Linked DNA regions of Homo sapiens: region 1 is linked to region 2. A link is an interaction called in ENCODE POLR2A ChIA-PET data of the cell type or tissue named here. Cell type or tissue: PC-9. All regions are shown on one strand. Each heading gives the region's core, and the rest is flanking DNA. Links, peaks and the distances in the headings are about the cores only. Region 1 overlaps ATP8B2 (ATPase phospholipid transporting 8B2). Region 2 has its middle 7.8 kb from the start of S100A7.

What was found. Peaks named below come from ENCODE experiments on the same cell type or tissue, not always from the same donor. Only the 100,000 strongest peaks of a DNase experiment are listed, where the experiment ranks them.
Region 1: POLR2A ChIA-PET joins it to region 2 with 5 read pairs; 2 of 35 experiments call an interaction of 5 or more read pairs at or near these places.

Annotation. Positions count from the first base shown.
Region 1 is chr1:154,340,334-154,344,721 of GRCh38, reverse strand. It overlaps ATP8B2 (ATPase phospholipid transporting 8B2), which reads right to left. Exons shown (of 28, transcript NM_001370597.1): 13 at 3,660-3,868; 14 at 2,199-2,242; 15 at 1,761-1,926; 16 at 1,421-1,609; 17 at 1,154-1,269; 18 at 665-829; 19 at 468-579; 20 at 222-327; 21 at 1-81. Among named protein-coding and RNA genes, the nearest start is that of ATP8B2, 17 kb to the right of the region's middle. In PC-9, for the core only: no CTCF peak of the experiment used is centred there; no DNase peak of the experiment used is centred there; H3K27me3 peaks cover 3,039 bases.
Region 2 is chr1:153,450,692-153,455,079 of GRCh38, reverse strand. No RefSeq gene overlaps it. Among named protein-coding and RNA genes, the nearest start is that of S100A7, 7.8 kb to the left of the region's middle. In PC-9, for the core only: no CTCF peak of the experiment used is centred there; a DNase peak (open chromatin) is centred at 2,469; H3K27me3 peaks cover 943 bases.

The sequences.
Region 1 (4,388 bases), core at 180-4,179, 890 kb before region 2:
TTGGAAGAAGAAAGCTTGTCCTGATAGGTGAAGCCGTTGCCTACGGAGCGGGATGAGTCCATCATCTTCTCCCGGGCTTTCCTGTCGAGGTGGAAATGATACGGTTGTGGTCTTCCAGAACGGCAGTGGGGAGCAGGGATTCAAGTCTAAATGGTCCAGAAACCCCCACCTGAGCCCTGGGCACAACGCACAGCACCGCCTCCCCTGGGCTTCTTGTTTACCTGAGCTCCTCCCGCACCTCCAGGACAGTATGGCCAGTGACTATGAAAACCTCAGTCATGTCATCCGTCAGCATCTTGCAGGAATAGCCGATGTTCACAGCCGTCTCTACCAAGAGAGAACGCAGGAGCTACGGACAGGCACCCAACAAGGTCAGCACACTTGCCTGCCTGATGTCCTCGGCTCCATGCAAGGGTCCAACAGGGCTACTGTCAGTTGCAACTGGCTCTGCCCTGCTGGGCTCTCACCTTGCTTGTCTCCGGTTAGCACCCAAATCTTGATGTTGGCCAGTGTCAGGAGGGCAATGGTCTCTGGAACCCCTTGCTGAAGTTTGTCCTCAATGGCCGTTGCACCCAGCAGCTGAAAATACCACAAGGATTCCTGGCACAAGAATTGCAGGCATGAGCCCTCCGTGCCCATCCTTGGCCCGTCCCGCAGCCCGTACCATCATGTTGTTCTCAACCTCCTCATAGATGCTAGCCAGCCTGTCCTCCCGGCTGTCCTGGGCCAGGCTGGCCTGGAGGCGTCGCTCAGCCCACTCCTCGTAGTACTCTTCATCCAGATCCTTGTAGGCCAGCACCAGGGTCCTCAGCCCTTCCCCTGCGTACTCCTGGAGGCAGAGTGGAAAGGCACACCTGGGTAAGTCTGGAGAGCTAATGGACAGCGTGAGGGCGACAATGAATAATCCTGCACTGTAGACTGGGTGTGTGCCACATTCCACAGTTAGGGACTGTCACCACATACATAAAAAGAGGTAACTATGGGAGCTGGCTGATGTGTTAAGTTGTCTGACTGTAGTAATCACTTCACTATATATACACATCAAAACATCACGTTGTAGACCTTAAATTTACACAATAAAACAAACTTAAGTCGCCTCCCCCACACTAAGAGTAGAACCCCCCAGGCTGGCCCCTCCTCTCCTCACACCCACATTAAGGTGGTCCATGGTGGTGTTGAGCAGCTCTTGAGTGGAGTGGTGCAGTCTGTCCAGTAGGATAGTGTCAGCCCCTTTGCAGTAGAGTCGGATCTTCCCCTCTGGATTCCGCACTATGAATGGGGCAGGTGAAGAAAGTGCCAGAAAAATTCAGACAGGCAAAGACCCCCAACATAAACACATCAAGAGTCACCCGGCACACTTCACCCATTCCAGGCCTGAATGCTGTCCCCAAACGCCCCAGCACCCCAGGCCTGGCCTCACCTATGACCGACATCCGCTTGCGGATGTTGTTGAAGTCCAGGATGGCCAGCAGCTGGTAGGTGATGGCTGTGCCCATCTCATGGACGGTGATTGTTTTGGGGGTGCGAGAGCGGAAAACAAAACCAAAGTTCCTGGCTGCGGTGACCAGGGCCCCCTCATCTGGGGACTGAGCTTTGTAGTACAGCTCTCCTGGGTGGGGAGGAAGAATACACGTGATATAAGTGGCTTCCCTCAGCCACGTGCCCCGCCCAGGAAGCCCCAGCCCAGCCGCATTGCAGAGCAGAGCAGAGCCCAAGGGCAGAGTCAGGTCAGGAGAGTGCGAGCCGGCTCCTCGGCCCACCTTCGTTCTTTTCTTCTGACATGACAGTATGACACAGGGAAAGGAGGCGGAAGAACTCATGCGTGTGGGGGTCCCCGATCTTGACAGCCTCCAGCAGGCTGGGGTCCCAAAATAAGAACTTCTTGTCAGCCAGAGGATTGAAGGAGAAGTCAACAGGTTCAGGCCTCTGAAACACATAAGAAGGCTCTTAGGAAAGGCTAGAGTGCCAGGCTGCATCCCGGGGAAGGGTTCATCCCTGCCCTCCCAACTCTCAGTAGGCTCCTGTCCACGGTGGACCTCAAAATTTCCACTTCCGTCATCACCAGTTCTGCCTTAAAACACCCATTTCTCCAAGCAGCTTCCATTTCCTATCCAGACAACACATCACTCCTGACTACACTGTTACTGGCCAGGCACCCTGTTTCACTGGCACATAGAATTAGGGAGACTGAATCTTACCTCTCCCAATTCAGCTTTGTGTCCCAGGACGTCAAACACATCACCTACATACAGCCAGGGCAGAAAAAGAAGCAATGTCAGAGCCAGAGAGCTCCAGAGCATGGAAAAACATCTCCAATGCAGAATCCCCGTAGGCACTGAGCCCCTCAACCCTAATCGCTGAGCAGCTGTCACAGTGTGAGTCACTCAGTCACATTGCTGACTCGCGGGATAGGAGGCATCAGGCACCCTAGATTCCAGAACCCCAAGGCCTGGCCATGAAAGAGCCCCGGCACCCACTGCTCACCATCCCTGTCTCTACCCTAGGCGGCACCCCCCTCAGGGCAGCTCCAATTCCACACCTCCCAGGCCTCCTTGCACCCATTAGACCTGAGCAGCAGACAAGGCTCAGACACTGACCGAAAGGCATCAGTCAGTACAGAAAGCAGTCACAAGAGGGGTCCACACTCTGCATAAAAGTCAGCCCCACATGCTGCCCCAGGCCATCCCAGCAGCACAGCCACGGGCCACACTGGGAAGTCCAACCACAGCCACATTCCACAGACTCACAAGGACCCTGAGCAGCAACAGGGGAGAGTCTAGCAGGGTTCCGCCTGGCCAGGATGCCCAGAGGCCAGTGTCTCACTTCAAACAGCCAAGGAGCTCCCCTAATTCCTGGAGCTGAGACCAGGGTCAGGGCATCAGGAGAGGACAAGGGGAGGACTCTCAGAATCTAATTTTTTTTTTTTTTTTGATAGACTTTCACTCTTGTCGCCCAGGCTGGAGTACAATGGCGCAAACTCGGCTCACTGTAACCTCCACCTCCTGGATTCAAGCAATTCTCCTGCCTCAGCCCCCCGAGTAGCTGGGAAAACAGGCACCTGCCACCACGCCCAGCTATTTTTTGTATTTTTAGTAGAGACGGAGTTTCACCATGTTGGCCAAGCTGGTCTCGAACACTTGACCTCAGGTGATCCACTGCGCCCAGCCAGGATCTGCTTCTTGACATGGGACACAGAATGGACCTCTTCTTTGTGTGTGGATTTTTCTCGAGAGACAGGGCCTCATTCTGTCGCCCAGGCTGGAGTGCAGTGGAAGATCATGGCTCACTGCAGCCTTGACCTCCCAGGCTCAAGTGATCCTCCCATCTCAGCCTCCTGAGTCACTGGCCAGCTGAGACCACAGGTGCATGCCACCATACCTGGCTAATTTTTAAATTTTTTGTAGGGATGTGGTCTCACTATGTTGCCCAGGCTGGTCTCGCATTCCTGGGCTCGAGCAATCCTCCCACCTCAGCCTCCCAAAGTGCTATGACTATAGGCATGAGCCACCGTGCCTGGCCAGGATGGACCCTTTCTTCTAGGCCCCTCAGACCCAACTAGGAAGGAAGAAAAAACCAATGTTAAGGAAACTGTGGGGCCCCAGTTCCACTGTCCTTCCAGGCGAGGTGCAAGCCCCCAGTCCCCAGTGGTGCCACCATACCATAGCTGTGGCCATTGATGGAGCACTTGTTGAAAACCATGATGTTCTGGGTGAGGGTGCCCGTCTTGTCGGAGAAGATGTACTCCACCTGGCCCAGCTCCTCGTTTAGGGTGGTGGTGCGGGCTTCTGCAGGCGTCCGCTTCTTCATGCAGAACATCTTCTTATCCCAGTTGATGAAGTAGCTGTGGCCCAGACGGATGACCTCCACACTGCACAGGGGACAAGAGGTGAGGCTTGGGTCGGGAAGAAGAGGAGGTGCCCCACCCACATGGGCCTTCGCTGCAGGCCCTCCGCCTGGGGAGAGACAAGAACGGAGAAGACACCTGGGCACAGAAACCTGGGTGGGAAAGGGCAAGGAGAGCCTGAAGGTGGAGCCGGCTGCACACAGCCAGCAGAGGAACGCCCCGACCCGACCCTCCTGATGCTCTCCAGACAAGAAGGTGCAAAGGGCCTGGGTGGGCAGGACAGACAGCAAAGGAGGAAAAGGGGCTGTAGACAAGGCACTCGGCCAGTTCTTACCTCAGGACTAATAATACAGAAACCATGCAGAGAAAAACAAGAGAAAGTGCCAGAGGGAGGGGAGAGAAAAGAGAGAGAGAAATAATGAGGGTGCTGTGCATGCCACAGCAACACAGACGCCACCTCAAAGAGGGGTGGCACCGGGGAGGGGAAATGGAGAAGGCTTGAAGCCCACTCGTCACTGTCCCACCACAGGCTGGGTGCGCTCCT
Region 2 (4,388 bases), core at 101-4,100:
TGGCATGCAGTTCCTAGTTAAGATCCCAAATCCTGAGATATTGCTGATTTGCTATGGCAGGTTGTCAAGAGAACTGTGTTATTCCAAACTCACCAAGGTGGCTTATAGAACAGAAGCAGATGGATATAAAGAGGAGAGGGGGCCAGACCATCTCCGCAACCACAGCCCAGAGCTCCAAACAGGCACCAGATAGAAAATTGGTTTGATTTCATCCAATATTTTTTCAAAAGAATGTCAAGGAATAGGGTGGGGGCAATGTGTCATTCTGCATTGGAAGGAGGACATTTTAGAGCAAGGCCTAAGGGCACAGGTATTAGTGTCATATTGATCAGAATTCAACCTTTGTTCCTAAGCCAAAAGAACAAAGTTGGAGGCATCACGCTACCTGACTTAAAACTATACTACAAGGCTGCAGTGACCAAAACAGCATGGTACTGGTACCAAAACACAGATATAGACCAATGGAACAGAACAGAGCCCTCAGAAATAATGCCGCATATCTACAACTATCTGATCTTTGACAAACCTGACAAAAACAAGAAATGGGGAAAGGATTCACTATTTAATAAGTGGTGCTGGGAAAACTGGCTAGCCATATGTAGAAAGCTGAAGCTGGATCCCTTCCTTACACCTTATACAAAAATTAATTCAAGATGGATTAAAGACTTAAATGTTAGACCTAAAACCATAAAAACCCTAGAAGAAAACCTAGGCAATACCATTCAGGACATAGGCATGGGCAAGGACTTCATGTCTAAAACAGCAAAAGCAAAGGCAACAAAAGCCAAAATTGACAAATGGGATCTAATTAAACTAAAGAGCTTCTGCACAACAAAAGAAACTACCATCAGACTGAACAGGCAGCCTACAGAATGGGAGAAAATTTTTGCAATCTACTCATCTGACAAAGGGCTAATATCAAGAATCTACAATGAACTCAAACAAATTTACAAGAAAAAAACAAACAACCCCATCAAAAAGTGGGCAAAGGATATGAACAGACACTTCTCAAAAGACGACATTTATGCAGCCAACAGACACATGAAAAAATGCTCATCATCACTGGCCATCAGAGAAATGCAAATCAAAACTACAATGAGATACCATCTCACACCAGTTAGAATGGTGATCATTAAAAAGTCAGGAAACAACAGATGCTGGAGAGGATGTGGAGAAATAGGAACACTTTTACACTGTTGGTGGGACTGTAAACTAGTTCAACCATTGTGGAAGTCAGTGTGGCGATTCCTCAGGGATCTAGAACTAGAAATACCATTTGTCCCAGCCATCGCATTACTGGGTATATACCCAAAGGATTATAAAACATGCTGCTATAAAGACACATGCACACGTACGTTTATTGCAGCACTATTCACAATAGCAAAGACTTGGAACCAATCCAAATGTCCAACAATGATAGACTGGATTGAGAAAATGTGGCACATATACACCATGTAATACTATGCAGACATAAAAAAGGATGAGTTCATGTCCTTTGTAGGGACATGGATGAAGCTGGAAACCATCATTTTCAGCAAACTATCGCAAGGACAAAAAACCAAACACCGCGTGTTCTCACTCATAGGAGGGAATTGAACAATGAGAACACATGGACACAGGAAGGGGAACATCACACACTGGGGCCTGTTGTGGGGTGGGGGGAGGGGGGAGGGATAGTATTAGGTGATATACCTAATGTTAAATGACGAGTTAATGGGTGCAGCACACCAACATGGGACATGTATAGATATGTAACAAACCTGCACGTTGTGAACATGTACCCTAAAACTTAAAGCATAAAAAAAAGAAAAATTCAACCTTTGTTCTAACACATACCAGAGCAAGAATTTACTTGATTTAGGGTGATTAGTAGCTACTGTACGTTATATTGGTACTAAAGAGAAAGAATAATTGACAGCTGTATGCCCACACTCACATGACAGCTGATGTGAAAGAGATTCTGGAATTCCAAATGGTCCCAAGAAATTCTGATATTAAAACATTCCAATAATTTTTTTTTTTTTTTCAGACGAAGTCTGACTCTGTCGCCCAGGTTGTAGTGCAGTGGAGCAATTTTGGCTCACAGCAACTTCTGCCTCCCGGGTTCAAGCAATTCTCTTGCCTCAGCCTCCCGAGTAGTTGGGATTACAGATGTGCGCCACCACATCCGACTACTTTTTGAATTTTTTTGTTATTTATTTATTTATTTATTTTTGGAGACGGACTCTTGCTCTGTCGCCCAGGCTGGAGTGCAGTGGCGCGATCTTGGCTCACTGCAACCTCCGCCTCCCAGGTTCACGCCATTCTCCTGCCTCAGCCTCCCGAGTAGCTGGGACTACAGGCGTCTGCCACCACGCCCGGCTAATTTTTTTGTATTTTTAGTAGAGACAGAGTTTCACCATGTTGGGCAGGCTGGTCCAGTAACTTGTGTATATCGCATAAATATACCCAGAGTGTTGTGAGCTGTCCGTGGTGCTGAGTTCACTGTGCCGTCACTCCTGCCTCTCGTTGCTTTCTTCTGACTGACATTTATTCAACCTTCTCTACAGGAATCTCTTATATTCCCCCGCACGCAGGTGGTTTTTCAGTAGGCTCCTGAAGAGTGATCTTAACTTTCCAGGAAGAAAAGAGGGCAAAGGGAACAATGTGAAAAGGAGCAGAAAATCATAGAAGACCATGTGTTTGATAAACAACCAGATTGTTTCCACATTGTCACTATAACCACACCATGACAGCAGACTCGTATATGTCCCCTTATGGATCTGTGAGGTAGTTTCTTTGGTATTCATGCCCAGAAAAGGGGTTGATGCATCATAGAGAATACATATGTCTATATATTTAACTAAGTGTGAGGTAATATTTTATTGTTTTTGTAACTTGTATTTTACAAGAGTTCTGACCAGCACCAGATAAGCTTCAGTGCTCTCTTTTCTTTGGCCTCAATATTACTGGATTAAATAATTACTGCTTTTCACTAGGAGCATCATTTATTTACCATTATTTTCAATTTTATATTAAAACTCAATTTCTAGTAGAGTGGTTTCTTAGGTTCATTTTTCTATTTAAGTATTTTTTAAATCTTTTATTATTCTTTACCCTGTTTCAAACTAAATTAAAGCAGTTTATGTGAACCAACCGGCTTCTTTGGGAATTACATAGAAGAGCATGAGAGCCTTTATTTCATGCAATCCAACAATGTAACTTTAAAGAAATTTACAGTGGAACTCCAACTCATATCCACATTGCTCTATGCACAGTTAGAATTATAACATCTGAGCTGCATTTACTCTATAATGTGCAGCCACGGTATTTTGCCTATCCACTCCACCACGGACACCTTCCCGACCCTCATATTGCCTCCCACTCCTTACCATCACAAACAATACTATAAGGAACATCATTATATATATTTCCTTATGTATCTGTGCGAATATTTTTTGGAGTATATATATATTCCAAAAAATAGGCTACCTGGGACACAGATTCTATGTGTTCTTGGCTTGACTATTGTTTTCTTACCAACAGTAACAAGAGGTCCTATAGCTCAACATTACTGCCAATATGTCTGTTTCTGGCTTTGGAATATTTTTGTTGCAGACTAATTATCCCAATAAAACATATAAAAATATGAATAAAAATCAGAAAATTATCTGCTTCGAAGCAACAGAAAGCTACCAAAGTGACCAGGACTTGAAGGCTCTGGTTATCCAAGAGAAAGAAGACTCGATCAATGCACTGAACATTAAAGCTGCTTCTCTTCCTGAGAAATTTATCAGTTGTCAAGTAGTTTGAACAAAGAAGTTAAAAACCAAACAGAAAGTAACTTCTAAGAGACAAAGAAGATTGTTTGTGACTTTAATAGTCATTCAGGGCTGGTGAGATTAAAATTAGTGTTGAGGACTTCCAACACAGCCAGAACTTGAAAAGCCAAGAATTTAGATAAAAGAGAAGCAACAAATGGTGAGTCGATCACTCCAATTTTCTCCTCTTGCGGCATGCGTCTTTTCACAAGTTGTACAGGATAAGAGGTACAGCCCATCAGAATATTTTTGTTCAAAACCTAAATAGCTAATCAGAGCCTTTAGGAGATAAAAATCAGAGCTCAGAGTATTTCCAAGGTAGAGGTACCTTCTAAACATTTCAGGATTTCAGTTAGAACCCCTAAAGCGCTACTCCTAGGAATAAGTATATGGGTCAGAAATATAAATCCTAAAATTCAGTTTTGAATTAACTCTATCCCAGATTGGATTTAAATAATCTGCTACTCTAATTGCTTTCCAGAAGCTAAAGAAAATTCTCTGGAGGGAGAGAAAATCATCCATATCCTGAAATGAAAAATTTTCATTTTCAATGTTTAACATTCAAAATATTCAAGTACACCATGAGAG